2 separate regions of the Homo sapiens genome follow, and region 2 is linked to region 1. Evidence: chromatin loops called from intact Hi-C (ENCODE). Cell type or tissue: Caco-2. All regions are shown on one strand. Each heading gives the region's core, and the rest is flanking DNA. Links, peaks and the distances in the headings are about the cores only. Region 1 has its middle 250 kb from the start of GPAT3. Region 2 has its middle 290 kb from the start of GPAT3.

Region 1 (16,554 bases), core at 3,675-11,674:
CACTGTGCCTGGCTTATGGATGTTTTTAAAATGAAAAACAGATGCTTTAATTACATAATAGCCTTTTTTGACCTATCATATACAAATAATATATACAAGTATCATATACAAGTAATATATACAAATAATATATAATTAATAATTGAGACAGAGTAAATTGAATATAAACATCTAAGTGGAGTAATGTCTTCTGTCAATAAATCCTCTTTTTTAAAAAAAATTACAGATGGGATCGTCTGATTATTTTGCCCAGGCTAGAGGGCAGTGACTACTCACAGACATACAGTCTTAGTGCATTACAGCCTCAAACTCCCCGCTTCAAGCAATCCTCCTGCCTTGACCTTCTGAATAGCTGAGACCACAGGTGCACACCACTGCCTCTGGCTGTCATTAAATCTTTAATATGCTCTCATAGAACTCTTAGGAAGTAGGTGTATAGACCTTGGACCTGTGTACATATTCTGACTTCTGGAAGACTTCATTCATTCAACAAAAATTTGGAGAGGCCCTGCCTTGTGTCAGGCACTGTGTTGGGCTCCACGGGGTGTAAATCAGAGCCAGTCCAAGCGCTCACTATTTATCATCTATGAGGAGGCAAATCAACTGGGATTGGAGTCAGTGGAATGAGTGTAATGCTAGCCAGGCACGGGGTGCCGTGTGAGCTTCCTGAACCCGTGAAGGGGATTGTAAAGGACAGTTTCCTGGAGGAAGTTTTATGTTTGAGAAGAGCCGTGAAGGAGACGCTGGAGATGAGTGGCAGTGGGAGTAGTGGCCAAAGATTGTTACAGGAAGAGGAAACAGCATATGAGACTGTCTGGTGGCGGTGTTAGAGACACTACTCTTTAATGTAGGCTTTTGGAATGAAACATTTAATATCTCTTTCTCGCACAACTAATTTTCTTTGAAACAACATTATCTATAGTTCTCCTCTCTCTTTAGATCCGGAGGAGGAGTTCCGGACTCCTACAATTTCTTTTCGTTTTACATACTTAAGACCCATCCAATTGTTTTCAGCACCAAAAATTCCCAGCACATCCTTTTCCTTGTGGCTAACTTTAAAAGAGAAAACCTGTGAGGTATTCATGTGCCTGGGTCCTCAGAGCTTCTCTTTTCAGCTCTAAAAAACCTGTTGAGAAACATGGTTTTAGATCCTCAGTCATCTCAATTCCTCTTTCCTAGCTAACACTTATTTAGCTTAAGGTTTTTCTTTTGTGTGTGTGCTAAATCTGCCAAAAAACTAAATTTTAAAACTAGTTTTAAATCAATAACTTAGTTTTTAGTTTAAAAACTAAGTTAGTTTTTGAAAGAAGTGTTAGTCAGCCTGTCACTTTCTAGCAGTGAAGTTTTGTTTGTTTGTTTTTGAGATGGAGTCTCTCTCTGTCGCCAGGATGGAATGCAATGAGTGGCGCGATCTCGGCTCACTGCAACCTCCACCTCCTGGGTTCAAGCGATTCTCCTGCCTCATCCTCCCAAGTAGCTGGGAGTAAAGGCACCTGCCACCATGCCCAGCTAATTTTTGTATTTTTAGTAGAGACGGGGTTTCACCATGTTGGCCAAGATGTTCTCGATCTCCTGACCTTGTGATCCTCCCGCCTCGGCCTCCCAAAGTGCTGGGATTATAGGCGTGAGCCACCGTGCCCGGCCGTAGAAGTGAAGTTTTAACTTTATTCACGACTACTGGTTTCTAAAAGACCCAACTTTCTTTTCCCCTGAACGCCAAACATCTTAAACCTTAGTTGAGCCTCTTGAGCCTGGACAGACACTTTAATAAGGGGTTTATGTAGTAGCCGCCTTATGTATTTCATTGATGGATTTAGTTTTCTTCATTCTCTTTATTATCCACTTTGAAACTTTTTGCAAATTCTGATATTTTGAAAGTGAGGTAGACCTCAGGATAGAAATTCAACTTTCCTGCTTAGTTACTGCCATCTTACCTACGTAAGTCATTAGATCTAAAAGGGAGTAGACCCAGTCACTCTGCCATAGTGAGTGTCACCTGAGGTTTAGGAGATAAACAAAGCACTTGAAGATACTCTTCCTCTGAATATTGAGGTCTTATTGAACATTTCATGAAGTCAGAGTTTCAGAATCTAACTTACAAAAAGTTCAAAGAAGAAAAACCTCACATTCAATTATTCATGTTTTTAGAAGTCATTAAAAATACTGGATATATCTGAAATAATATTAAGGCCCCAAATAATGGTTGAATATAAATCATAGAGAAATCAAATTCACATGGATGTAGTTAGCTCTTGCAAGAAAATGTTAAGCCTGACCCAGCTCTAAGAGATCAAATTAAGCATGATTTAAAGTGACTGGGTGAAGATAGGGGTGGAGGAGCATCCTGAAAAGGAATCAGAAAGAACCAAGTCAGCCCCAGTGTATCAGAACAAGGGAAGGGAGGATGGCATTTTGTCATTTTTGGAGAGAGAAGGGGAAACATTATTTATAGCTCAATGCATTAAAATGCTTATTTGACATGCAAGTATTGATAAAATCAAATAAAAGCAAGCATATTTTGAATAAACTATGCTCAGATTATCTGACAATTTTAATAAAGAGCTATAGGAAATTTAGTTGCCCAGAGAATGGTCGTCTGAAGTGCATCTTATTTTGAATAAGCCAATATCAGCTTAATAAGAGTTGACTGGAAATGCTTGTCACATGACAAATGGAAATGGTTTTCCTTTTTGGAATGTTCTGATGAGCATGGAGGAAGGAATAGAACAGACATTGAATTTTCATACTCTTGAGCCTGGATGAGTGATGCCCCAGCAATGGCCGGCTCTGGGTAAGTGATTTCAATTAGATTTCAGTTTGTCATGCCTACAAGCCACTTTTTCTTGGGTCTTGTAATTTCATATCTCTGGTATTGCTGGGATGTAATGCTACCTGGGTCATATCACTGGCATGCAAGTTTCAATAATGTAAAAAAAAACTATTGAATGTATGGTTACTGGTACCCATGGCAAAACTTAGTGCATTTATGCTCACGGGACAGTCCAGTACTTCTCATAAAGTACTTGGGAATTAGAATCACCTGGAGAGTTTCTCAAAAGTATAAAGTCTAGATTCCACTTGAGACCAATAGGAAAGAATCTTTAGGAGTGGAGGCTCCATTTTAGCATTCTTAAAAATCTTTCCAAGTCATATACTGCCATATATTATGTCTGTGAGTGCATATAGCTATTAAAAGACTTTGAAAGTCTTTAAAAGCTACCAAAGACTTAAAAAATACATTTGAGGGCAAATCATCTAATTAAATATTACATAGTCATATGCAAAATGCATCCCAGAATTGGAGAGAAACAACATGTGGGTTTTATTTTGCATTTCATGCTTCATGCACCATCGCTGTGTTGTAGTACAGGGGCCTTTGGAAGCTTGTGACTGTTAACATATTATTCCAGCTTGATAAAATGTTGGGGGAAAGAGGTCTCTTCTCTCCTGAAGATGAGAGAGTGGCTTGAAGAAGGCATTGGGGATAGCTGCTATTTTTCTTCAGGTGTTTGATCTGACTGACGGCCCCCGTCTGAACTTCCTAGTCATTTGCCATTTCATTAGCTGCAAGGTTTTCAATTTCTGCCTCTTGGAAGTTACACCGCTTTGAACAAGTCCCCACAGTAATTGAATTTGCCACAGAAATAGAACACTGGAAAATTTCATTTTCTTCTTCCCTGCATGAAGGCAAGCAAGCAGGCAGGGCATACACATATTCCTGCTGGAATGCTCCTCTCTTCTTTCCTGGCTCCATTTCCCCTCCCTTCCCCCCATGCATTCACTAATGCTCACTCCTGTCCTGCTCCCAAGGCAGGTATACAGTCACACAAAAAAGGCCTGCTTTCAAATCATCTCAGAGTGCATCAGCCTGTCACTTTGTAATTTTCTTCTAAATGCCTTCCACAAATAATGGTTTTCAAAATGAGCATTAACAGGCTTGATTACATGAAATTGTCCTTTTAATTTACACCAGGATTCTATTGATCACACAAGTGCAGATTAAAGTGTTCAATGAAGCCCGTGATGAGGTATTAACCAGCTAAGGGTCCTCCAGGGGCCGCCAGGGAGGCCAGGAATATGCTAGAAGTGTACAGTTATTTCCCCATAATGAAGTGGCACTATGCGAAGGCATGAATCGCTGGCAGGAAGAATAGATCGGAGATGATGAGCTCTTCAAAGTCATTTCTCCCTCACTCATTCAGCCTCATGCCCAGATCCTCTTGCGATTCTTCTGCATTACTTGTCATGAAATGCCAGGATTTACTTAGCCAGCTGATGCAATTTTTATGACCTTATTGCTTTTTCACCATGGTAATAGTTTTGAATCAATTTATCAATCCAGCGGTGCCATCAGACATATTGCCCTGAAGATCAAGTCCGGGTCATTCCATCAATTCACTGCGGTTTACGAAGATAGAGAAAAAAGCCAGGCCGTGTGGGCTATCAACTTCAAATGGCTTAGTAAACATGCCTCGGCTGCTTTAACTGCTTCACTTCTGACTCCAGACCTTTGTGTTTCTGGACAAGACCACCCAAATCAACCCAACAGATGCTTGATTTTGGTACACCCAGCTCCATAGCAAAGAGGCCTGGTTAGTGCAAGAAGCATCTCTGGCAATTTCCCAAGCAGAATGGTTGGGGCAGAACTTGGAAGTGTGGCTTAGTCTTGCACACTAAGTAGACTGTGGTACGCTACGCAAGTTCCAAAGCTTTTGTCTAACCAGCCCGAGAGCTTAGCAGTTGGGGTGGGAAAAGGAAGCAGAGTGTGAGGTGGGCTCCTTTAGTAATAGGTTTTGCAGCAGGGTTGGGATTCATAATCCAATCCATCTTCTGTCTACAGGGACTGCTGGTCAGTGATAATGGTTTCAAAAGATGAAAAACCTGTAAGTCATTTTTCACAGGATGAGGTGTCACTGAGGGCAGGACACAAAGAAAGAAGAGCACACTTATTGGAAGAGATGATCTTTTAGGAAAAGAATGAACATTCCTTGCCCAAGGGAGAAAGAGAAGGGGTGTGGCAGGTGTCAATCTGGCCATCCAGTTAGATTGCTGGTGTTTGCACAAATAAAACACTAGGTGTCTCTTGGGAATTCAGTTTTGTTATTACGTTGGCTGTATTCAGAGAATCCTGTTATTTGTATATTCTTTGTATTTATGCATCATGTCAAAATTTGAAATCCTATACCTTAAATTCTGGTAATTTGTTTGCAAAAAAAGGTGACAATGAATTTAAATATTATTTAAAAATGTATTGTTTGCAAGACCTTAATAGAGATTAAATGTATACTATCAGCTTTGTGCTTTGCTGGGAAGCTGCTATATTCAGCATTTAAAATGAGATTTGTCAGATCCCAAGCTTATGTCGATTCTATAAAAGTTTAATGATCTACTTCCAGGTCTAGCAGCATTTAGGATTTATTTACAGTCTTTATTATAAAATTTGTCCAAAATATACACATTCCCCAAAGACTTCTGAGCTTAGCAGCAGAAATATAAATGCACCAAAATGAAATATAGCAGATGGTAAAACCTCTGTTTGCTAGTCATTTTTTCTTCTTTAATCTTCTTTTTTTCTCATTTTCCATTTCTTCTCTATTTGGTAAATACTGAAGGAGGCAAGAGAGGCTGTTTTGTTCCTAGTGAAGCATTTAAGGGAGGCTGTTAAATAAGTTGAATAACATAAGAAAAGATCATCAATATGTAGTCCTTTTCCTTCCATTGTCCTGGATATTTAGCAAAGTAGAAGCTGGAAATCAGCATAAGAAACTAGGAATCATGAAATCAAGTAATGTGTGGGAGGAAACTTAGAGATTATCCAAGGCAATTTCCTTATTTTACAGTTGAGAAAGCAGCAACTTTCTACTGGAAACTTAGAGTTGGATGGTTGTACCTATAATCTAATTACAAAACTCAAGCAACTCAGCATACTTTACTACTCAGCCTCTGTGTTGTAGTTGCCTAAACACCTTGCCTCAAAATTCCTTGACTTCCTCAAGTTAAGGAACCAGTAATGGTTATATCCATTTCCACCATCCTCTAAACATGGCAATGTTTTAGAACTCATTGTCAGTTAAATGAGGGGTTATTAAACATTAAAGTGTCTCCACAGGATCTGGAGTGCTAAGAAACACAGACTCCTACACTCACTCCCCAGAGGTTCTTTTGTAAATCCATAGCGGGGCTCAGTAATCTGCAGTTTAGTAAATACTCAAGCTGATTCCAATGCAGAAGTTGCAAGGTTCCCATGGTTTTGAATGCTGACTTTGCCATAATTTATTATATGATCTAGAACAAGTGACTAGATGTCCTTAAGCCTCAATTAAGTCTGTACAATGGGCCTAAGAATATCTGTCTTATAGGATTGCTATGTCAATTTGTTTGAATTATTATATGAAAAGCACATAGAAGGCATTATTAGCCTGTAATCCCAGCACTTTGGAAGGCCGAGGCAGGCGGATCACGATGTCAGGAGTTGAGAGCAGCCTGAACAACATGGTGAAACCCTGTCTCTACTAAAAATACAAAAATTAGCCGGGCATGATGGTGTGCATGCCTGTAATCCCAGCTACTCAGCTGAGGCAGAAGAATCACTTGAATCACTTGAACCTGGGAGGCGGAGGTTGCAGTGAGCCGAGATTGCACCATTGCACTCCAGCCTGGGTGACAGGGTGAGACTCCGTCTCAAAAAAAAAAAAAAAAGAAGGCATTTCTAAGCAGTATCCTTACTGCTCTGTGTCCAGACAAAATAATACTATATGACAATGAAAAAGCTTAACATCTGCATTTAAATTAAATGTGAAATTATTATACAAAAACTAAGATAAATCAGTAGTGTTTTCAGTAAAATATTTCAGTATCCTTTGGTGGAGTAAAGCAATTTATGGATTAATATGAAACAATCATTCTTTCACTTTTTAATAGATCAGTAACTTTTTAGTATATCAGAATTTTAATAATAAATGACACATTTATAGAGTCGTTAGGTCCCAAATGGGGGGCTAGAATGGGGGAATCTAACCTAGCAGCTCAGCCACATGTTCATCCCTCTTCTTCCAATCCCAATTATTCTTACACTAAAACATCCCTCATGTCAACACATTTACTGTGACTTCATCCTCTACCCTCTTCTTCTCAATGATTCACAGAGAAGTTTCCCTTACTCTTTTCCTCCCTTCCTCCTTTCTTGGCTACCTAACATTTGTGTAGCCCAGTGATAGGCACATAGAGTTATTTGTCTGAGGGTTGTGATTGACTAACGCTGCAGGAATTTAGATGAGGTAGAGATTACCGCGGACTGGAGTGGTTAGGGAAGACGTTTTGGAGTTAGTGGGAATTGATGTTTTCTGAGGCATGGAGGGAGGAGAAGCAGGGCATGGCCCTTTGTTTAGGCATGTGGGCGTGGACAGAGGACTCGTGGAGATAAGATTGAAAAGGTACATTGGAGATGGTTGGGAAAGGTCCTGCTTAGCTAGAGATAAAAAAGAACAATAGGTTAGAAAATAGTGTTCTCTAAAGGAATGGTTTTCAAACACTGTTTAATAAAACTCTTGGGTACAAGCACTTCAGACATTCTGAATGGAATTTTATTTTAAAATCTATTTGAATCATTACAAAAACCTGTAACATAAAGTACACACCCAAATTTGGTATTTGCCACCTTATAACACAATAAATATCACTTCTATATTCTCTCTTGTGACACCAATTTACTAATTTAGTTCAGGCCTAGGATATAACTTCTGCTGTTATTTTGTCTGTATTCTGAAAGTGATATGAACTTGCTAAGATAGTGTGGTAGTCTACTTTGCATTGCTATAAAGGAATAGCTGAGGCTGGGTAATCTATAAGGAAAAGAGGTTTATTTGACTCATGGCTCTGCAGGCCATACTAGCATGGCACCAGTATCTGCTTGGCTCCTGATGAGGCCTTAAGAAGCTTTTACTCATGGCAGAGGGCCAAAGGGGAGTAGGCATGTCACATGGTGAGACAAGGAGAAAGAGAGAGACAGGGGAGGTGCCACGCTCTTTTTAACAATCAGATCTTGTGGCAGCTAATGGAGTGAGAACTCCTTCATTACTGCAAGGAGGGCACCATGCATTCATAAGGGATCTGCCCCCATGACCCAAACACCTCCCATTTGTTCCCACCTCCAACATTGGGGTCACATTTCAACATGAGATTTGGAAGGGACAAATATACAAACTACAACAGAGAGCTAATATAAAATGTATGCCTTTTGCAGCTTCTGATCAGTGTGAATCAGCATTTTTGTTCTCAGTGAAGTGCAACAAATAAATTCAGATGCTGAATTTGATAAGACTACAGCTGTCACTTGACTCCTCCAATTTAAAGTTTTCATGCAATTTTCTTTTTGATACACTTAGACCTTTCTATTTCAGTGCTTTGGGCAGGAGCCATCCATGAAAGAGCAAAATGAAATTCTGCTGGTAAAAAAATGTTGAAAGCCATAGTCCAAGGCCACCTAGTCTCTACTGAATCTTAAAGAATGGAGTCAGGTGTATGGAATATTTCAAAGGTTTATTTGTATGGCACTTTTAGCAGTGAAATTACACATCGATAGCTGGAAAGATTGGATAGTTTGTGAGGGATTGGAGGCAAATAAAACAGAGCCACAGAAAGTATGTGAAAAACAACTAACTGCTTCACATACCATGAATGGACATAGGTCTGGACAAGAATAATGGTGATAAAAATAAGGGAGAGAGAAGTTAAATAATTATTACAAAATAATAACTGGTAATTCATGGTGCTTCCAGGAATTTTGAGAGATTGAGGAAGAAAGGATAGGAAACAAGAGATGCCCAGATTTTGAAAAGGATTTTTAGAAGAACAGGAATAGAGAAGTAGGAGGAGTCAGGTTTGAAAAGACATGGATATGTTTAATATGTTTAATTTTACTACCCAAAGTTACATGCTTAGGGAATATATCCAAGTGGACTTGCTCACTGGGCAGATGTGGACATATAAAGAAGCTTTAGAGAGAGTGAGGTCTGAAGTAGTGAGGGTAGATGAGATCTTTGAAAGTCAGTGACAAGAAGATGTTGGGCTTTGGAGGACAGTGACGATGCTGAGGAGCAGAATCACAAAAGGAGATGTAGAGAAGTCCAAGAAGAAGGAGAGCCAGGAAAGAAGTTGAGTGCCAAAGTGTGGTATAGGAACAAACCAAATCAAGGAATGAGTCAAAGTCCAGCCAACGGAGCTTCTTTTGATGTGTCTTCTTAAAAAATACAGTCTGTGGCTCTGTTCACAGGGTGAACGATAAACACCCGTGTTCCATTTTCCTCCCTCAGCCCTCTCTCCAGTTGTCAGTGGAAATTGTTACTGTTTCTGAGGTCCATTTTGTTGACTGTACTCTCCTTAGGGTAAGAAAATAATCTAGAAATGACTGAGACAAGGCTGACTGATATATTAGGACACTTTATAGGCCTCTTGATGCCATTGGTACCATGAAGCAGGCAATTCACATCTCAAACCCAGCTCTGAGGAGGAAATTCTGATAGGGTTTACATAGACCATGCTTTTCTCCATATCGCACTTTCAGTCTTTGCCTCCATTATCCTAACAACCCACACCTTGTAACTAGCAATGTTAGTAGGAAACACATGTGAGGGAAGCTTGCAAACCCAACCTCAGCATCCATTTGGAGAGTGATTTTAGGTTTTCTGTGGTGCTCATATTATATCTTGATTTGTTTCAGACATTCTGGAAAAATATTCAGGTAGACCCAAGCATTCTTATTTTTATTGTTTAAATCTTTGCCTGTGTTCATCTTCACTTCACATTACTGGACAAGATAAATAACAAAATGTCTAAACTGGACACATCCTACAATATGGACAAATGAATGAAGACTGTTAAGAGATTATAAAATCACTCTTTGAGAGATAAGGAGAAAGGTCTACATAGGTTGGGTCTGCTGTCTTTTTGACTGAATACCTAGCAGAGCTTTTCCTAATTTCTTTTGAGTATTGTCCTTTTTTAAACCCCCCAAATACCATGGCATTTGCTCCAGCTGACTGTGGCCCAACACTAGATTTCCAGAAGAGATGTCCAAGGATGGACATGGTGCCAAAAGGAATGTTTGTCATGGGCTTTAAACATAGCCCATATAGAGCCATATGGAAACATATCATTTACAGAAAGAAAACTGGAAGTTAGGGAAGGTACCTACAAAAAGCTAAAAATAGTAACACTATAATTGGACATTTATTGAGTAGTTACTATGTGCCAGGCATTCTGGTAATCTTTTTATCAAAACAGGGTCTATGGGCTAATTATTATTCCCATTTTACAGGTGGGAAAACCGAAACGTGGGACCTTTAACAGACATGTCCAAAGTCACGCAGCAGGTAATTAAGTGAAGGCAGGATTTGAATTCACTTCTGCCTGACTTCAAAATTTATAATCTTAACTTTTCTACTAAAAAACCTCTAAATGGAAGTAGAAAAGCCCACAACAGCATGTGTTGATGGAATATTCTGAGGGTCATAGAACTGAAATTGTTTGTTGTTGCACAATTTCAACCAGCCATGAAACCCTGGCTTATCTACAAAACTTACATCTGCTAAGAGTAAAACCTTCTTTCTTTTCACTATAATGAGCTCAAAAGTAATAGCTTTTCCAGTCACGACACTTGCAATTTGGCTGGAAGATGTGAATAGTCCTTTCTGGACTACAAGCCCAACAGCTGTTCACATTTATACAGTAGGTTAAAATTTATATTTAAAAAATAGTGGCTCATAAAGAAAGAATATGGAACAATGACAACTGCAAAAAAGAGATAATTGTATTCATGAAACATGAACTGGTGAGTGATACATTTTTTTAAGCAAAACGTGTTGCAGCATTAAATAACGGTGTCTTTAATTAATTCTGCCTAACATTAAAAGAATAAGGTCACTCATACCAAAAAATTGTTGAATAAAGCAAAAATGTGTGAAAGATATACTCTCTGATGTTACTCATAATGAAGAAGGGTTATCTACTGGTCAATCTACCACCATTATTTCTTAGTTAGAGGTATTACAGTTGAAAATAGACAATGGTTATAACAACCTAATGTGATTAACACATAAAATGTACTTTATTGGAGAGAAATTATCCAATCATAACTCAGTTTCTAGAGAGCAAAAGCAGTCCCTTTGACAAGGAATTTTTAGCGAGAGCTAAAGGGCCACCCACAGAGTGCCCATGCTTGTTGACTTTGCCTGTAAACAGATTAATAAGTGCTTTAGGTTTGCAAAGGCCTTCCATACACATTCTGGAGCTAACAAACACCCCATTTGGCAGACGAGAAAATTAAGATGCTCCAGGGCAGTGCAAGTAGACTAGATTTGAGTTCACATCATCAGCCTGGATCCTCTGCCAACAACTCCTCTCTTCTCTCTACCATAGTTTCTAGAAATATTTGGGGACTCTTTTCAATGAATTGTATGCAAAAGCACATTGTATAAGTTGTACATGGGGATAGGTTTGAGGGTAGGCAAGAGGTAACCTCACTTCAAGTTCTCTGTGGAGTTGATTAATAAAAGATGGTGACATTTGAATGCCCAGAGAAGGCTAAAACGTTCATGTGCCTGGGAACTGATAGTTGTAAAATAATTTTTAACATTTCTTTAGAGAGAAGCTGAGCCCTGAGCATATGTGGAAAGACAGAGGGGACTGCTGGTGGCTTCTCTAACTGCTGTAGCCTGGCTGGTCACTTGACTTTGAGACCTTGGAAGGAAGTGTAGGCCCGTCTCATGTCCCAAGGACAAGGATGCCCTGTGGAGGGTTTAATCAGCATTTCTTCCAAGGACATAAAATATTCTTCCCGAGAAGAGTTGTACTAAGTTCATTATTTCCTCTTTGTCATATCTCCACAAATGTCTCTGATACCCCAGTGATAATTCAATACATCTTATAGGATGTTACCCTGTACAATTACTCCACTAGTCCATTCTTTAGTCAAGCATGAGATGTGATAGATTTTTTTTTTCATTTGGTGGTGGTTGTTCTCAAAATAAAAACGATTAGCCAAGAAGTATTTATTCATGCTTGTTATGGGCATAAGACTCTCCTGGGGTTACAGAAAGTACTCTTGTTCTCAAGAAGTTTATAACTCAGGGAAGATATAACTAATATATATGAAACTATCAAGTGAGATTTCACTAGTGAACTACTTCACATCATGAGAGTCTAGAGAAGGAGGTAGTATTTAAGCTATATTTTAAAATGCGGCTAGAATCTTGTGAGGAAGAACTGGGGAAGGATGGAGAATAAACTATTCCAGGTAAGGAGAATAGGAACAAAATTTTGTGAATTGGAGTGAATATTGTTCATGAAAGAGACAGCAAAGAGCTGACTTGGAAGATAGGTATTGAGGGAGAGTGAAAAATAAAGAGTAACCTAATATAATCAAACGTGAAACCCAAGAAGGGGGATTTATTTGATCTGTTAGAAAAGAGAGATTAATCACAATTGACTTGAAAGGGGAATAGAAGAACTTTAAAAGGATGAGTCTGGCATGATATTCATGATGGCCATTTATGATGAGACATGGGGGTGGGAGCTGGGGAGTGGAAGGAAGTATTGTCTTGGGAATGGGAAAAAGTGGTGAGGAGCCTGTTAAAAGAATCCAGGCAAATATCTAGTGAAGCTAGTGATAGGAAAGGGGAGTGGAAAAAAGGCAAATTTAATAGGTTTGTCAAAGGCAAATAGGTAAACATGAAGAGAAAGGGAGAGAGAGATGAAAGATATTAGCCAAAAAATAGTAGAAATTAAAGTGTCAAGGCTTATGAAGTATTAAGTCTTAATTGATGTAAGAAAACAACTTTATGTCAAGTTTTAGAAAGCAAGTAACATACATTGATTAATAAAAGGTCTGGTGCAAATGCCTTCTTTAAAAAGCCGTTCTAACCTATTTACAATAATCGAGTCTTCAATGAAATGATCGATTAAAAACCCCTCTTTCTTTTGAGTTCTCATCACTCTTTTAAAATGATTCGATTATAATTACATGATCAGGAGGCATGTCTTATTCTTTCATGATGCCCAGTGATTATCACAGTACCTGGTGTATAGTAAGCATTTTATAAGGGCTTGTGAATGAAGGAAATAGCAAACTGTGATGTTCAGATCACAGATAAAGAAATTCCTCATTAACATTGATAGGACCAAAATTATATTACTGAAAGGAAATAATTTTATAGTTCAAATTCTTCTTGTTGCAGATGAGAAAACTGAGAAAATATAGTGCAACATTTTCTAACATTTTTGGTAAGTGGTATACCAGCCCCTGCTTAAACACTTTTAGTGGAGAAGAAACTTACTAAATTTTTGGACAGGTTAACCGTTATCCATTTCTTCTTGTGCTGAGTGCAAATACTACTTATTAACTACTCATCAGTATTAAAAATGTCCAATGGCAAATGGATCAATTTCTCTTTTTATTTAAACATAGTTATCATGAACTCGCAATACCCACTCTTTTCTTTTTTATCTTCATTCTTGCAACTCTTCTTCATGTTTACTGCATTTGAGATTCCAGTCATTCTGGTGTGCTCCTCTCTAGGTGAATTCTTGGTAAATGATGTCTACTTTCAAGGGTGGCAATGTTAAACACATTACTTCTGGTCTGATTTTGGTAATAATCAGCATTAAAATAAGTTTAAAATATAAACTTATTTTAATGAACAGTTTTTCTTAATGTATACTAATGCTTTGTTTACATTTTTTGTTAACTTATATTGAGTTTATAGTCAATACAACTGATTCTTTTTCTCATGGGCTGAGATTTGTACAATAGTTTTTCACTATTGGATTTCATCTAATTATATGTTGCTCATTCTGTTTAGATGCAGTGATTTCAAATCATAACCCTGTCATTCAACATCCTACTTTTTCTCTCTATATTCCAACTCTGAAACTTTGAAAACTTGATATGCATGATATATACAACCCTACATAAATAGTACTGTCATTCTACAAAATATAAACTATATATACAACTAATAGCCAATATTTATCTATATTTCTTGCAAAAATTGCATGAAATGCTTTGTCAAATGCATTGGTTTAACCAAAATAATCTTTTTTGTAGTAGATGTTCCAAAAGACACTGGTCCTAGGAAAGAGGCTGGGTAGGCCAGGTGCTGTGTAATCCCAGCAATTTGGGAGGCTGAGCAGGGCAGATAACTTGAGGTCAGGAGTTTGAGACCAGCCTGGCCGACATGGTGAAACCCCGTCTCCACTAAAAATACAAAAATTAGCCAGGCCTGGTGGCACATGCCTGTAATACCAGCTATCTGGGTGGCTGAGGCATGAGAATTGCTTGAATCTGGGAGGCAGAGGTTGCAGTGAGTCAAGATCATGCCACTGCACTGCAGCCTGGGTAAAGAGCCAGACTCTGTCTCAAAAAAAAAAAAAAAAAGCATCTGGGAAAAACTCCATATTAAATCCATCCAAGAGGCCAATACGTATTATCTTATTAAAGAATCCAAGAATACCTAACAAATAAATCAGTTTAATTTTGTTAAAGTCAGAAACTCCCAAAGTTATTTAACATGGTATACTTTGTTCTCACAATAGCTATTAATGTCTGATAGAACTAGTGTTCTGTGTAAGAGGTTTGGAAGATGCTAATATACAAACTCCTCACAATTAAAATTAAAATGAAATTTGTCTGGAATGGGTTGCTATTCATAAACTCATGTTGACTCTTAACAATCATGTTTCCTCTTTATGTGCTCACAAACTGATGTCTCCAACAAACAATAATAAGTTCTAAAATTTGGCTGAAGTTGACTTCAAGCTTATAGATTTACAGCAGAGTTTCAGCTCTGGCTTTGCATCAGAATTACCCGTGAAAAGTTTTAAGAAATCTAGATGCTTGCATTTCAGCCTTGGAGCTCATGATTCCATAGAGCGGGGTGGGGCCAGAGACACACAGGCAGAGTTGTTAACTCCTGATGTATGGTTTGGGGCACCTGCTGCCCTTCCCTTTTTGAAAGTTGAGATATCATACTTTCCTCACCATCCAGCACTGTGCCTATTTTCCACACAGTTTCTCAGAGGCCTCTAATAATGGCTGACAGAAACTTGAGCACATTTAGAACAAGGCTGTCTGTTGTTCTCGCCATTTGTCATGGCCTTCAATTCTCTCATTCCAATATTTGCTCTACTTTTCCCAATCAATTATTCTCCTTGACATAGAAGATAAAAGCAAAATAAAAATTGAGTAACTCTGCTTTCTGTTTGTCATCAGTCAATATTATTACATTGATGCTAAAAATCATATCTATGCCTTCCAAAACTAAAACAGCCTCTTTGTCTTCTATGACATACTTGAAAATTCTCAGTACATTCTGGGATTTTGCTTCTTGAATTATTATTCACTCTTCTCACATATTCCCACGTGTCCATCTTTCCTTCAATATTATATACATACACGGATGTAATGATTTTTGACGTGAAATTTTATATTGGTATCATGAAAGAAGCATTATAATAGTTTATGTTCCTAATTAACACTACCAGAAAGCGTTTCTTAAGAACTCCTTGTTTGCTCATTCATCTATCATTGTGGCGTCATGCTTCATGCCCTCTTCAGGAAGAATAGGAGAAAGAAAAACAAGAAAAAGAGAATGGATCCCAGATACATTGGCCATGTGCAGCTTAGGAAAAGGTAATTTGCTTTAAAGTCACTGTTATTGGCAACCACACAAACATAGTAGAATAGAGTATGTGGTTTTTTTTTTTTTTTTTTCATCTATCAAACACATCCCCTCATTGCCTTCAATCAAGGTCAGAAGTCGTTAACCTGTATTCCAAGAACTTTTGAGTTGTGGCCCTTGTTCCTATACCTTTCATTCATTTCCTATTTCATTCTCTCTCCACCCGTGCTCTTCACATACTTTCACTAGGTGTCTGAATAATTCTTTCTTGTCCTTCAAACAGCAACCTAGACATCATTTCCTATGTGAAGACCGCCCTTATACCAAAGCAGACGTTGCTCCCTTGTGTTCCTATGGCAGTAGATCCTTTCCTGTCCCTTTCATTCATAATCTGTTTTCTTGCCTTTTCCTCTCATTGGAACATTAAGGCTTGTGTGTCATTCATTGCTGTACTTTAATGTACCCAGCACAGCTCTTTATACTGTACCTAATAAATACATGTTGAATGAATGACAGAAGAAAACAGGGCACTTCTCCCTGCATCTTGATCCTCCTGATAAAATACAGTTTTGGTTTTATCAGCGAGTTTGAGCCAGGAAATCTGTGGAAGAAAAAGCTTTCTTTAAGCATCTGTAGCAAAAATGCAAACTGATGTTTTCAGTCCTCTAGCTGCAGATAATATGAAAGACAGGAAGTATATTTTGTGTGTGTGTGTGTGTGTGTGTGTGTGTGTGTGTGTGTGTTTTCCGGTTTTCAGCTGGAGCTGGCAGTGCAAAGACTTTCAGAAAATAATTTTTCTATTTGTAAACTGAAGGAATGTGATATGGAAGTAAATGAGGAAGAATAAATATGGAGTGACACAGTATGGTTTTATAGTCAC
Region 2 (16,554 bases), core at 3,237-11,236, 46 kb after region 1:
CTGCCATCATTCAGTGCCACAGCCATGTGAAAAAACACCATAGATGGATGAGCTCTGTGGTGCGGTATTTCAGCCTTGCTTGCTTGATAATTGTCAGGCAGAGCTTTCCTCACTCCGTAAATAGAAAGCTGTTTATTTAAATTTTCTATAAAAAAGAGAACTGTGGGATTACCCATTGTTTCAAATCTCCCCCTGGCAAGTGAAAAACAAATGGAATCCGAATTAAGTTTTATATTATCATCACTGGAATTTGTGCAATTCTGTGTGAAAATGTTGGAAACTGATCCCCATGGATGTTTTTGGCTCTAACTGTGTTGTAAAGGAAATAGTCAATTATTTTCTCATTAAATACAGTGTTAGATTTTTGTTCCATTTACTCTCAGAAGGTAGAGAAGCAACAGAAATGTAGTAGAGGCTCCCGGGAGATGAATATAAGGACACAGAACTCTTGCTGTCTTCATTTATTCCATTTACAGCAATAGATTCCTCACAGACCCTTATGGTGGGAATGAAACTGGAGCTATGTTAAGAGATAAATAGTGTTTTTATGAGGAAAGGTCAAGCAATATCAAGAAGAAAAAAATCAGAAATTAATTTTTTTTACCGTATGAATCATTTTTTTAAAGAGAATTTAAGCCTGAAAAAAATGCAACAGGTGAATTATATAGAAATGGCATTTATTCATTTATTCAATGAGCATTTATCCCCACTGTGTGTCAGGCACTAGTTTTGATTAGAAGATTCAATCTTTGACCTTAAGGAATATTCCCTCTGAATAGATGGACTTTAAATAAATAGCAAACAATTAGCACCCTGCATCTCTCCAGCTCCCCACCCCACCTCAGGCAAGACTAAAACTAAATAAATAGAATCAGGTCTTAAGAAGCCTTAACTTCTCTACCTGCAAGTTTTCACCTCTTTGCCCTCCTGTAACCTAAACCACATAGGTATTGACTTAAAATGTGCTATAAATGTTCCATTTCAAAACGATGCAACAGAGGCTTATTGCTCTGAGTGACTTGTCTCAAGAACCCCTTCAGTCCTTCACTTTGAGAACTCCTCAATACTGCTGTTAGCTGAAAAGGTGAACATTTCTTTTTTTTTTCTTTTATTTTATTTTAGGGTAGGACTCTAGAATCTGCTTTTTAAACTTTTGCTGTATTTATTTTATTTTATTTATTTTATTATACTTTAACTTCTGGATACATGTGCAGAACGTGCAGGTTTGTTACATAGGTATGCACGTGCCATGGTAGTTTGCTGCACCCATCAACTCGTCATCTACATTAGGTATTTCTTCTAATGCTACCCCTCCCCTAGCTCCCCCACCCGCAAACAGGCCCCAGTGTGTGATGTTCCCCTCCCTGGGTCCATGTGTTCTCATTGCTCGACTCCCACTTATGAGTGAGAACATGCGGTGTTTGGTTTTCTGTTCCTGTGATCTATGACAAACCTAACACGAACAAACAATGGGGAAAGGCTTCCCTATTTAATAAGTGGTGTTGGGAAAACTGGCTAGCCAGACACAGAAAACTGACACTTGATCCCTTCCTTACACCTTATACAAAAATTAACTCAAGATGGATTAAAGACTTAAATGTAAGACCTAAAACTATACAAACCACAGAAGAAAACTTAGGCAATACCATCCAGGACAAAGGGATGGGCAAAGACTTCATGACTAAAACATGAAAAGCAATGGCAACAAAAGCCAAAATTGACAAATGGGATCTAATTAAACTAAAGAGCTTCTGCAAGCAAAAGAAACTACCGTCAGAGGGAACAGGCAACCTACAGAATGGGAGAAAATTTTTGCAATCTATCCATCTGACAGAGGGCCAATATCCAGAATCTACAAGGAACAAATTTACGAGAAAAAACAACCCCATCAAAAAGTAGGCAAAGGATATAAACAGACACTTCTCAAAAGAAGACATTTATGCGGCCAAGAAACATGAAAATAAGCTCATCATTACTGGCCATTAGAGAAATGCAAATCAAAACCACAATGAGATACCATCTCACGCCAGTCAGATTAGTGATGATTAAAAAGTCAGGAAACAACAGATGCTGGAGAGGATGTGGAGAAATAGGAACACTTTTACACTGTTGGTGGGAGTGTAAATTAGTTCAACCATTGTGGAAGACAGTGTGGCAATTCCTCAAGGATCTAGAACCAGGAATACCATTTGACCCAGCAATCCCATTCCTGGGTATATACCCAATGGAATATAAATCATTCTACTATAAAGACACATGCACATGTATGTTTATTGCAGCACTGTTCACAATAGCAAAGACTTGGAACCAACCCAAATGCCCATCAATGATAGACTGGATAACGAAAATGTGACACATATACACCATGGAATACGATGCAGACATAAACAAGGATGAGCTCATGTCTTTTGCAGGGACATGGATGAAGCTGGAAACCATCATTCTCAACAAAAGGTGTACATTTCTATCTGTGGCTAGGCTTCGACCATGTTCTACCACATAATGCTGGGTTTTGATATCTTGAAAACTTTGGTTGACTCTCCTACTTTGTTTTGCTTGGCTCGTAATTCTAAAAAAAATATGACTTTATTCTTCACACCATCCCCTCCTTCCTGTTTTTACTTTCGTCGGGTTATGTTAGCATCAGCAATGCAGTTGGCTGATAGCAACAGAAAATCTACCAGTGGCTTAAAGATATGGGGTTTGTTTATTTTACACAATAAGAAGTTCTGGGGTAGGTTGCTTATGGCTAGTATGATACTTCAGTGATGCCATCAAGTACTAAGCCTTTTCCATATTTTGCTCTGTCATCCCTTCTGTGTATGTTTTTGTCCTCCAGCTTGTTGCCTCGTGGTTACGAGGTAGATGCTGCACCTCCAGACCAAACATCTGCATTCCGGTCAGAAAGTTGAGGAAGGAGGAAGAAGTTAAGGGCTATGTCAACTGAATTCATCCCCTCATTTCTATTTTTAAAAATCAGGAGATAGATTCTAGCTGTCCTAGAAGTCCCACCTAACAAACTCAAGTTTATATGTTGTTGGTCAGAACTGTGTTACATGGTCAATAAGTCAGGCTGGGACATCTGGGGATTGTGGGAGATGTTGGGTTGCCAACCAGTGGAGAAATGGCTATGTTGTGCTCTTAAATTCATTTGCAGTATTCAAAGTTTCAGGGGCAGCCTGTAGGGCAAATCTAAAAAAAGGTTAGAGAGGGCAAATTTGAATTAGTTTAATATTTGGCCTAAAATAATGTTAGATATTTTCCCATCAAAATGGTATTTTCTTATCTGATAAAATAAGTAATTTCCAAAAAGCATTAATACTTTTTTGGGGGAAAAACTTATTGGGACTTATCTTAGTCAGCTCAGGCTGCTATAACAGAATACCGCAGACTAGATGGCTTTGGTCCCTTCATCTTTTTTAAACAATTTATTTATTTTTTATTTATCTTTCATTTTACTTTAAGTTTTGTGATACATGTGCAGAATGTGCAGGTTTGTTACATAGGTATACATGGGCCATGGTGGTTTGCTGCACCTATCAACCCATCATCTAGGTTTTAGGCCCCGCATGCATTAGGTGTTTGTCCTAATGATCTTCCTCCCTTTGCCCCCATCCCCCAACAGGTCCTGGTGTGTGATGTTTCCCTCCTTGTGTCCATGTGTTCTTATTGTTCAACTCCCACTTATGAATGAGAACATGGGGAGTTTGGTTTTCTGTTCCTTTGTTAGTTTTGCTGAGAATGATGGCTTCCAGCTTTATCCATGTCCCTGCAAAGAACATGATCTCATTCTTTTTTATGACTGCATAGTATTCCATGGTGTATAAGTGCCTTAAAAAAGAGGGACTCCTCCCTAATTCATTTTATGAGTCCAGCATCATCCCAATACCAAAACCCGGCAGAGACACAACAAAAAAAGAAAACTTCAGACCAATATCTCTCATGAACATCCATGTGAAAATCTTCAATAAAATACTGGCAAATTGAATTCAGCAGCGTATGAAAAAGCTTATACACCACGATCAAGTTGGCTTCATCCCTGGGATGCAAGGCTGGTTCAACATACACAAACCAATAAACGTAATCCATTGTATGATCAGAACCAATGACAAAAACCACATGTTTATCTCAATAGATGCAGAAAAGGCCTTCGATAAAATTCAACCTTCATCTTTTTATAAAGGCATGAATCCCATCACTGGGACAACATCCTCATGACCTCATCTAAACCTACTTACTTCCCAAAGGCCTCACTTCCAAATACAATCCCACCGGGGTTTAGTGTACCTATACATGAAATTCTGGGGGACACAAACAGGCAGCCCATAACAGAACTTAAAAAAAAAATAGCAAGTGCTCTTGAAATTAAAAGAACATAAGGAAACATTCTCCAAGCTCCATCATAGATTCCCATAGGGACCAACTAAAAATAATGGAAGATGAATGTGAGGCAAGTGAGCTTAAAAAAACCTTGAGCACCAATTCCTGTTAGATATGCCTCAATTTCTTTAAGGCTGTAGGAGTTTGGGCTGTTGTAATTTTTTAGCATATAATTTTCATAGTGCTATCAATAATGTCTTTATATGCTTCTCATAAACAAAAAATATACATTTGCTGATGAAAGAAGCTGCTAATTTCTTCAAAATAAGACAGGAATCTCAACAATTTCCTTTTAACTGTTAAGCAACAATAAATCAACAAGGCTATCTAAATTCTATTTTTTTTTCATTATGCCAGATGCCTTAGTTATGGAAGTATTTTCTCAAAACTCAATTTGTCCTATTAAGTTTACAAATGGAAGATTTTTATAATGTGCATAGTATTTTTCTCTTCTCTTGTGTCTCAGTTTGCCTTTCTTTGGACCAAGAAAGGTGGTGCTTAAGACTCACAGAGATTACATTTGAGAGTGACATCTTCTTGGGCACTTCAATCCATCACATCAGAGAACCCAATTACCTTAGTAATCATTGACTAACTACTGATAAGAAAATCTTCAAAATGTTGTCCTTCCAAACCAAAGTCAAAGTACAAATAAAGCTTCCAACTAACCAAAGCACCCTACAGTTTCAGTCTCCATTTGGAAAGAGATCCTTTAAAAGTCTGCTGCTCTGTTTCACTTGTTTTCAACAGAAAGACCAATATGGGGCAACGATCACTCGTTCACTGTGACAAGGTTCTAGTGCTTATAATGACTGCCACATATTGCTGTGCTTACATGTTGTATTTCACCCACGGTCTCCCAGAAGAGGAATTCAGAGAGTCAATCAGGTAGAGTGAGATAATCGAGATTTCTCTTCATCTAGAATAAAATAAATTCTGGGTGTCTAGGCAGAGAAGGTAGAGCAAGTCTTTCTTAGAAGACATGTATACCTACAGCCAGAAAAATGGGAATAATAGTACTGACCTCTTTTTGTGGAGATTAAACAATCTAACCTATCTAAAGTACACAACACAGATGGCTACACTGTAATAATACTACTATCATTATTACATGGAGACCCAAAATAAAGGAGGTCAACTTTCCTCTGGTGAGGAAGGTTTCATGGAGTAGAAGACATTTGACCTGGGTCATGAAAAAGAAACAGAGGTTGTCAAAGAGGACCACAGGGAGAGGAAGAGTCCTGGAAGACAGGGAAGCATGTGCAGAGGCCCAGTAGTTCAGTATGGCTGATGCTAAGTCTGTGTCTGGGGTGTGGAAAAGACAGAAGTTGAAAATGAGATTAGGAGGTGGATTAAGATGGCTGAAAATGAGGTTGCGGTGTGGACCTATGTAGTGAGCCTCACAGCATGCAAAGGAGTTTGGACCTTGAAATCCTGTACATAAAGATGAAGCTATGAGTCCATCTAAATAGAAACCACATGATCCAAATTGTGTTTCTGAAAGCTCACTATGGAACCATAAAAAAAAATGAATTGGAATGGTGTGAGTCTGGAAGAAACCTTAAACTAACATTTATTCATTACTTATATAAGTTCTAGGCACTAGAAAATATGTGTTAAGAAATTATCTTTCATTTCAAAGGTCTGGAACCTATCTGAGGAGGTATAATATAATGTGTAGATATAGCACAGTTTGATAAGTGTTTTCCTGTAGTTTGACCAGAGTACATAAGGACACCAGGGAAAGGACAATTAATTCTGCTAGGAAGGTGAGAGTGGGTGTGGGGATTAGGGAGAATTTCCAGGGGAAGTGGCATATTAGCTCCATAATCACATCACATGTTCATGGACTAGTACATGTCAAGAGTGGTATGAGATAGTGTGTGATGGAAGAAGAACACGTAAAAAGAAAAATTGAAAGTTTGAATGTCATATGAATTAACATTGGTCCTTAGTAGGGAGTAGGGAACTATCAAAGATTTCTATAATATGAGAAAAGCATTATAGATATGAAGAAAATCTTGGGCTTTTGAGACCGATAGTCTTGGGTTCAAATCCCCATGTAGTCATTTGCAAAGTATGTGACCCTTGCAAGTCTTGAATCTTTTCTAAGCCTTGGCTTCCTTATGGGGATTATGGGGATGATAATAGGACCTACTCTGTCTTACAGAGTTTAGTGAGGATTAAATGAATAAACACGTGGAAAGTACTTGGAATGATGCCTGGGAGGTACTTAATGCTAAATAAATAGTTGCTAAATAAAGAATGCTAAAAAAAATAGCTTTTTTTTTTTTTGGTCTGTATTGTTAAAACAGATGGTGAGGCCATGACTGGAGATACAAAACTGGAGAAACTATAAAATGAATTAGGTTTTGGACATGTTACATATACACTGCATGGAGACAGCCCGATGGAGGGATCCAGGAGGTGGAGACCAAGGGGCAGATGGAAACACAGATCTAGAGATGAGTAGAGAGATCTGGGCTGAAATACACATTTTGAAATGATATAAACAGATCAGAGATTGAGAAACATTTTCTGTAAAGGGCCGGATAGTAAATACATTAGGCTTTGGGGACAACATAGTATCTGTCTCAACTACTTAATTGCTATCTTAATGCCATAGCAGTCATAGACAAAACCTAAATGCTTGGGTGTGGCTGTGTTCCAATAAAACTTTATTTATAAAAACAGGCTGCTGGCTAGATTGGTCCATGGGTTGTAGATGGCTAACCCCTGTTACAGATGGTAATGATAAGAGAGGATGAGCTTGTACAGGGATAGAAATTAAAATGAATTGGAGAAGGCTGAGACTGGAGCATGGGGGAACATTCAGAGTGGATGTGCAGAGAAGGCAAATTAAGTCATGGTTGAGTATGGGCTATCTTGGTTATAGGCCTTGTTAGTGTCTTCCTGATAGCGCTAGGATTTGCTGGACAAGACACTGAAACTACAAATTCATGCCTTATTCCATTAATCTTAAGGGAAGGTCCGTCAAGAGATGGCAAAGAAAGTATAAGTGATGTTAATATTTTAACAAGGCAGCCAGCATGCACACTTTATAAGATTTAACCTCTCATGTCCTGAACAAACTTTCTTTTCTTATTCCTCACCTTTTGGTCTTACATCTCATATTTCTTCCTCCTCCCTCCTCTTCCAAGCTTGCGTCTTCTGCTCTCTGGCTCCCTGCCTTGATGTGCCCACCACAATACCAGGCGGGCAAGATGATAATCATCGAGCCAGCTATTATGAGCAGTATAAACAAATGACAAATCTCTGGGTGCAGGAAAGGTAACAAGAGGCTGATCAGTAGTTCTAGTTATCTTTCCTTCATGTTTATTGCAGTCTGGTGCAGTTATTTCTAAGGGCCTGACATTGATCGACAGCTTCTATTAAGGCCTATCCAGGGCAGCTGGATTGAACAGATACATTAAATAAAGCAGTTATTGCTTTTCATTGCCTTTCTGTAAAATATCACTGCTAAATAGCTTCTGCCATCAGATGCAGTTAGGTACATGGTTTTAATTTGAGGGACTGCTTTATAACACTGCACAATTGACACTGGCCTTTGTTTCCCCTACAATAATGATTGTGTACATCCTGGAGAATTGATGGGCTGTCCTTTGAGGTGGAGTTGGGAGGAGGCGAGGAGGAGGGAGCTCTGGCTTTGTTGTTCTCCCTCTCTTTTTATACATGCCAGGTTTGTCACTTGTTTGCAGCACTGGCAGGAACAATGTCAAGCGAGGGCCCTTATCTCAGGATGTTGTAATGTAGGGACTGTAAGCCTTTGCCTGGAAATGAGATAAGCGCAACCTTACAAGCATGGAGGAAGACAGGGGATGGGGGAGTGGTGGGTGCGTGATTGAGACAACAATGGAAAGCTGTCAGGTTCCTGTTACAGCTCTTTCTGGTGCTACAGAAATATATGCATGTGGAATGGTGCATAACAAGCATGAAAATAAAAGTCTGGAATGTTCATCTAATAATGATGTATTTGGAGCAGGATTATGCTGCCCAATGATATTCTTGTTTTATCTCTGGGCTAAATGCTGGGGCAGCTGTGTGCTTTGGCACAGTCTTCTGTCCCTCCTTTTGTGTGCTGCATATTAATCCTTTATTGAAGTAATTAAATGTGTGCTTAATGGCAATGAGCTGGCAGAATGAACATACAATTGAATTAACAGTTATGATTGGGAGCATGCTACAAGATGAACTAAATGCAATTACTGTAGGCATTTCTTTCTCCAAGTCGAATCTGGCTACATGACATGACTTAATTAGAGCTTGTTAGATACACTTACTCCCTGATCCTCTAGTGTGCTGCCTGGATTTTAGTTAGTGCTCCCACCAACCCCCATATTTGCCCCTTGCCCCACCTAGACTCAGCCTCTGCTGAGCAGAGACTCCTGATTTCAGCTCTTCTGCCATGAAGATAAAGTTTGGCTTTTCATAGACAAAACAGGAGCCAATAGCGACATCTTCAGCAGGATTTTCCCTCTGTAGAATCTCTGGTGATCACTGGTCCAGCTGTTTGTCCAGATGAGTGATAGCCAGAGCCATTGCAGAACCTAGAATGCTTTGTAAACCCAGGAAGGCAGGTGCCCTGATATCAACAACAGAGCTTGACTTTTTAACAGAGAATGAACTTTTTAGCTTTCAGTCACGTAAGAGACTTCTGGGTGGAGGATTACCTTTTATTTCAGAGGCCTCTAGGTGAGGAGACCTGAACAAATTGTTAAACTCTTGAAGGGAATACCTAGGCAAGCACCAAATGTTTGTAAAACATTGCTCCATGGAGAGCTCTAAGTAAGAAGACATGACTAATATGTTGTACCATGGTTACTTAAAGCTTTTGTAGCTGCTCCTAAATATTAGTTAAATTAATGGCTCTTAATTCTGGCTGCACATGAGAATTCCCTGGAGTACTTTAAAAATACTGGTGGCCAAGCCCCACCCCCAGAGATTTAATTGTTTAGGGTGGGTCAAGATCTTGCTAGTTTCTAAAAGCTCCCAAGTGATTCTACTTATACCAAAGACTGACCTGCACTAACTTAGCTGGAATAACTTTAACAAATTTTTAAACTTGGTTTCCCACCTTTTATTTTTGCAGTGCTTCTTGGCACTCTGCAATATTTTTTTGGAGGGGTGGAGAACTTGACTCACAGGGACATGAGTAATGGTGGCTGTCAGCAGATCATAATGGGGTAATAGATAGTGGTTACCCTAATCTGATATACAAAGCTATGGCTTCTTCTCATTCCTATGTTGATCCTGGGACTACTTTGGAAATGCCATGCTAGGATTTATAATTCCATCAATTACTGACCTCCCAGATCTGTCCAACAAGCAAGGGCTCTCATTAGTCATGCCCCCCTGTTTTGCTTAGAGTTATTTACCAAGAGGCCAATCAATATTCTATGAGCAGACAGTTGAGATGAGAAGGCCTCATCAATCCATTCCATTTTCTTTTTTCAAAATGGTAGTTGGAAGCACGAGGGACAACTCACTACAAAATAGAGGGCACAATCCATTGTCACTTTTGAAAACCTAAAATGTACATTTTGTTTTATTTTTATTTGAGCACAATAAGTCAGGACTTCTGGTCAGTGGGACCTCCTGGGTCTATTTTACAGCCTTCATTCTCTTTCTCAGGGCCATAAATGAAACCCTTTCAGCCCTAATGACCACAATGACTTTCCTCGATCACGTTATTGCTACTTTGGCACATTTATTGCTTTCACATGCACTAATGGATGAGTTTGGATATGTTAACAATTTATATATCATTTGATCCTAAAAAAGAAGCCCTACCAAACTAACTTAGCCCCCACGATTGAGTAGCTTTTAAGGAGTATAAATGAATTTAATGCTTTAGAAAGAGCTTCTGTAAATTATGAACATGACACCTATTACATTAAGCTGCATTAAGCATTAATACATCTTCATTACTGGCAGGTTGCCCAAACCTCCAAGGTTGAAAAAGCTGCCTGAAAATGTTCAATGTGACAGTCACCTAGGCTGAGATTGATGGTTCCTTTTTTGGGGGTGTGAGGGATGCCTATTGACTAGGTCTGTCTTCCGCTTCCAGACAAAGAAATGGAAGTGGTGTCAACTAGAGTTCCTCAAAGGCTGAGTTTTAATGGCTAGGCCAGAACTTCTGTATCCTCAGCATGCTGCTCAGTTACCATTACTGGAGGAGGCCCCTGAGTAGGGAGATGTAAGGTGTTCCATCCTTTTAAATTAAAAGCTCAGGAGTAGGGACATATTGTTTCTTTCTGGGAGAGTTATATTAATTTCTGTTATAATTTATGGTATAAAATTTTAAAAAATATGTATTGATGGGTCGGGCGTGGTGGCTCACGTCTGTAATCCCAGCACTTTGGGAGGCCGAGGCGGGCGGATCACAAGGTCAGGAGATTGAGACCAGCCTGGCTAACACAGGGAAACCCCGTCTCTACTAAAAATACAAAAACAAAAAATGACCTGGGTGTGGTGGCGGGCGCCTGTAGTCCCAGCTACTCGGGAGGCTGAGGCAGGAGAATGGCATGAACCAGGGAGGCAGAGCTTGCAGTGAGCTGAGATCGTGCCACTGCACTCCAGCCTGGGCGACAGAGAAAGACTCCATCTCAAAAAAAAAAAAGGATTGATGATAATAACTATCATTCTTTGAATATTTGCTACGTGCCAGCACTGCTAAACTCTTTGTATATTTTATTTCATTTAATCTCTTTAATGGCTCTGTGAGTTAGGTATATTATTTATTGCCCATGGGTACTGTATTAGTTTCCTAAGTCTGCTGTAACAAAATATCATGAACCAGATGGTTTAAAACAACAGAAATTCATTCTCCCACAGTTCTGAATGCTACAAGTCTAAAGGCAAGTTGTTGGCAAGGCCCTCTCTGAAGGCTCTTGGGGAGAATCTGTTCTATGCCTTTCTTTGAACTCTGGTGTTGCAGCTAATCCCTATCATTCCTTGGCCTCTAGATGCCTCACTCCAATCTCTGCCTCTGTCCTCACATGTCATTCTCCCTGTGTCTGTGTCTCTTCTTATGAGGACACAAATCATACTGGATTAGAGCCCCATACTACTCCAGAATGACCTCTTTTTTTGCCTCAACTAATTACATCTGCAAAGACTCTACTTCCAAATAAGGTCACATTTTGAGGGAGGAAGGTAGAGAAAGGAGCGGGGTGGCGGAGGGGAGAGAAACAGAGAGAAAGGAGAAAAAGAGAGAGAGAGTAGTGCCTTGAAAAAATGTTAAATTGACTCTACTTTGGTCAATTTTGAATGAAAGGGCTTTACTTTAATATGATATAAAATTCATTGGTGTTATGACACCTAAACAATTGTGACACTTGCACATTCTATGTAACTAAAAGGTGGGTTACATTTGGAATGGCTAGGGTGTTACTAAATATAAAAAGGATCTTACGCTTTCAAAGATTCTATTGACTTAGCTCTATTTGTAGTAGTTTTGATGATGTCACAGGTCAACACTATAACTAAACACAGACCTTAACATGTGCCTTGAAAATTTCAGGAGAAGTCTAGCTAGTTTGAATCTGTGTGTGAGGTCCATGAGCCAAGAAATACTTTCTTTTAACAAGGATGAAAATTCCCAACTAAAGTTGGTTGGGCAGAGGCTAGTGTATTTGACAAACATTTATTCAGCATCTTTCCCATTGACGATAAGAGGACAGGCTCCCAGAGTAACAGGAAGAGACAGAGAAAAACTAATAAAAGCTTACAGGGGGACTGATAGAAGAATGTGCAGAGTATAGTAAGGTCACAAAGAAGGAAATCGCTATGAGCTGGACTGGACTGCCTAGACAGCCTGAGAGCAAATCTTGGTTCTACCAGTTCCTGGTTACCAGTTTTTAGGTAAATTATATGACCTTTGTATAATTTATGCATTAATTTGTTAATGCATAGATGTGACAATAGTATTACTTCATAGTGTTATTTTGAATATTAAATGGGAAATCACTAATGCATTAATAAGGACCTTTTTGGTCATTAGTGACAAACGCATTCCAATTAGTTAAAGCATAAAAGGGAATTAATTGGCTTAAGTAATTTGGATGTCCACAGGTACATTTGGCTTTAGCCACAGATGCATCTTGGCAGTGATGCTGACAAGATATGGTCTTCATCTTTTGGCTGACTTCTTTATTAGACTTCATTCTCAGGCAGTCTTTCCCAGGGTAGTGACAAAAAATGCCTAATAGCAACCCCAGAATTTAACCCTAACAGTGGGAAGCAAATACTGCTCTACCAATAGTTCCTGTAGAAGTCCTAGGTAGAAATGTCATTGAACAGACTTCGAAAATGTTGCCATCCTTCACAAGGGTTGGGAAGGGAGATGGGACCAATCACTGAGATTGAGGAAGCAGGGATCGATACTGGCAAGGAGGAAAACACATCTACCATGTTGACATGTAGAGCTCATGACTCTTATTTTGGCTTCTGGGAATGTTGTGTATTATCTATCATTATCTATTACTGTTTTTTTTAAACCAGCCCTACTAGGTGTTAATCTTGTCCCTAAGTAAAACTGGGCTTCCAAATATAAAAGTAGTTATCAACAGAATGTGCTGAATAGCTGGATTTGAAATGGAAAAAGGAAAAGAACCATTTAAAAAGCTTCAAGTGTCTATTTTGTAAGCAGAATCCAAAGAAGCAACATTTTTATCCACATATCAGCTATTTTAATGTCCATAAAATATAGAGAATAAAAAAGGAATTCTTGAATTATGTTTCAATATAGTCACGCTTTTCTCTTCTTAAACAAGTTGATTTTTTTCCATTAAAGATGGAATAATAATATCTAGCAGTTATAGAGTGCTTATTATGTGCTAGGAACTGTTCTAACTAGTTTATTTATATTAATTCACTTAATCCTATGAGAGTGATTCTATTGTTACTGTCGTTTTACGGAGTGATACATTTGAATCACAGAGAAGTTAAGAAATTTGCCCAATTTCATGCAACTAGTAAGTGTAGAACTGCAATTCAAATACAGGTAGTCCAGGCCAGGTGTGGTGGCTCAGGCCTGTAATCCCAGCACTTTAGGAGGCCGAGGCGGGCGGATCACGAGGTCAGGAGATCGAGACCATCCTGGCTAACACGGTGAAACCCCGACTCTACTAAAAATACAAAAAAATTAGCCGGGCGTGGTGGCGGGCGCCTGTAGTCCCAGCTACTCGGGAAGCTGAGGCAGGAGAATGGCGTGAACCCGGGAGGCGGAGCTTGCAGTGAGCCAAGATCACGCCACTGCACTCGAGCCTGGGCGACAGAGACAGATTCCGTCTCAAAACAAACAAACAAACAAACAAAAAAACCCAAATCCAAGTAGTCTAGCCTTTTACCAGTATAATATATACGCTCATTTCAGAAAGTGTAAAAAATACACAACAGCAAAAAGAAATCCCTCATTATCCTATCAATGAAATATAATTACTAATGGGTTAGTGTATTTCTATCTACTTTTTAAAAATTCCTGGATTATGTTTTTTGCCTTGTTGGAATTGAACTGTATGATGTTGAATATTTTTATATTGCCTTTAATTTCCTTTACATTTCATAAGTATTTTCCCTCATCAGATAATTATCTCAAATAGTGTTTTTAATGTCTGTTTAATAGCATATAGGTATGCATCAATTAATATACTATTTTTATTGGATTTCAGATTATTTCTAATTTTTTACCCTAAAAACAACTCTGCTTGACTTTTTCTTTTATAAGTTAGTATTAGTTAACTTGTTTTAACAGATATTAGTTTTATGATTATTATTATGAATGGAAATATATGCTGTAAAAGCAAAAACAAAAAGCTTCTGTAGTGAGTTCATAGATTTTGATATCAGACAGATATGGTTTGAATCTGACTCTTACAACTCAACCAAATGTATGCCCTTGGATAAGTTATTTAATCTTTTTAAGTGTCAACTTTCTGATTCATAAAATACACAAGTAAGATAATACATAAATTCCTAGAGCATTGTGAGTCAACAAACAATTAAAATTCTGTTCATAGATATTTTTTGTTGATGGGATTTATGTAAAAACATTAATTCTTTTCTGGTTCTAGAAAATTTATAAAATATAAAAAATATGACAAAGAAAATAATATTTTCTATAATATTGCCACTAAACAGTTAATCGATGTAAATGTTTTCTTATATTTCCTCCCAGCCCCTTTTCTATGTATACGTAGATCTGCTTAAAGTGTATAAATACGTGTTTCCCTATGTGTATATATATAGTAAATAAAATAGAAATTAAACTATATGTGTATTTGAATTTCTACTTGTTTCATTTAACTTTATAATGTATTATATTCCTGTATTTTAAAATATTCTTAGACTTTTAATGGCTAGTTAGTATGCTGTCATCTTTGGAATATGCTGTAATAATAAATTATTCATTTATTTTGGACTTTTAGTTTATTCCCACTATTTTTTTAATAATGCAGTGAAGAATTTCCATTTATATAAACCAGTTATCTTCATATGTCCCGGTCTTTTAGTTTCTGAGTTTAGATGTTACCTTCTCAAAGAGACTTCTTTTCCCTATCAAATGCTGTTGTGCGTCCCTGCCAGCTGTATTCTAGCACATTACTCATTTTGTATTCTTCATAGCATTCATTACAACCTAAAATTATCTTACTCCTTTATTACTCTTACCTGCTCTTTATTATCATCATCCTTGCCTTCCTGGGAATAGGAACTCTAGCTGTACAGTGATCTGATGCCTACAATGGTGCTGGGAATGCCATTGAGGTTAATGATTATATGCACAGGCTCTGGAGCTGGTCAACCTGGGTTTAAATCCTGCTCAACAATTTACTTGAGTATGTTACTCCACCTCCTTTAGGCTCCATTTTATTGCCCATAACATAAAGATAATCATAGTACCTACCTTATAGAGTAGCTGTGAGAATTAAACGAATTAGTACAAGTAAAACATTTAGAATAGAAGCTAACACATGATTAAAACAAAAACACATATAGCACTTCATAATATGTGCCAGGCACTGTTGTAAGCACTTTATAAATGACAACTCATTTAATCCTCACAACCAAATTATCATTGTTTCCATTTTCACATGAGAAAACTGAGACATAGTTGGGTTAAGTGACTTTGCCCGGGATCGAGTTAGTGAGTGGCAGAGCCAAGATTTAAAAATACCTCAGCAATCTGGCTTCAGAGTCCATGCTCTTAATTACGGCGTTATGTTGCCCAAGGCACTTGGTAAGTGTTAGTTGTTATTATTAGACTAAGTACTCAATACATTAGATAAATGAATGAAATAAAATATCTCTGATTAATTTCTTAGGATTTAGTTCCAGAACTGAAATTATTAAACACTTGGTTAGAAAGAAATGGTAATGAATAGTTTTAAAGCTGCTAATATATGTTTCCAAAAAGATGCTGGAGGTCAGGAAACATGTTAAGACATTTGATGTCACAATGCCAAAGCACATGTGATACACCATAGGATACTTAGTAAGTGTTTCACAAACGTGTAAATAGCCCTTCTAAAAGGGCTATATCAGCATATACTATCACACAAAATATGGAAATATGTTCATTTCACCAGGTCCTTTTTGAAAATGAGTACCATAATTTTATTATCTTTTTCAGTTTGATAGGCAAAAAAATAGTTTCTCATTTTTCCCATTCTCATCTTTATTATTCTCTGAGTTCCTTAATTCAACAAATATTAATTGTATGTCTACTGCACTATGTTTCAGACAAATATTGGAAACATATTATTTAACAAAATCCCTGAACAAGACTCACATACTTGCCTCATGGGTTTGTTGTGATGATTAAAGAATACAGATAAATATCTTAGAAACATGCAACTACCTGAGCCGAGATCCCGCCACTGTACTCCAGCCTGGGCAGCAGGGTGAGATCCCGTCTCAAAAAAAAAAACAAAAGCACTACAGTAGGGAAAAGAGGGGATAGGGAGAGGTTTGTTAAATAATACAAAATTACAGTTAGAAAAAAATAAGTTCTAGTGTTCTATGGCACTGTAGGATGCCTATAGTTAATAATAATATGTAGTTTCAAATAGCTAGACAGAGGACACTGAATGTTGTCAACACAAAGAAATGATAAATGTTTGAGATGATGATATGCTAATTACTCTCATCTGATTA

What was found. Peaks named below come from ENCODE experiments on the same cell type or tissue, not always from the same donor. Only the 100,000 strongest peaks of a DNase experiment are listed, where the experiment ranks them.
Region 2: it touches region 1 in a loop (2.1-fold over the local background); 16 of 110 quality-filtered maps call a loop at or near these places.

What each region holds. Positions count from the first base shown.
Region 1 is chr4:83,775,497-83,792,050 of GRCh38, forward strand. No RefSeq gene overlaps it. Among named protein-coding and RNA genes, the nearest start is that of GPAT3, 250 kb to the left of the region's middle. RefSeq lists enhancers at 3,362-4,616, 5,664-6,382. In Caco-2, for the core only: no CTCF peak of the experiment used is centred there; no DNase peak of the experiment used is centred there.
Region 2 is chr4:83,822,229-83,838,782 of GRCh38, forward strand. No RefSeq gene overlaps it. Among named protein-coding and RNA genes, the nearest start is that of GPAT3, 290 kb to the left of the region's middle. In Caco-2, for the core only: no CTCF peak of the experiment used is centred there; a DNase peak (open chromatin) is centred at 8,113.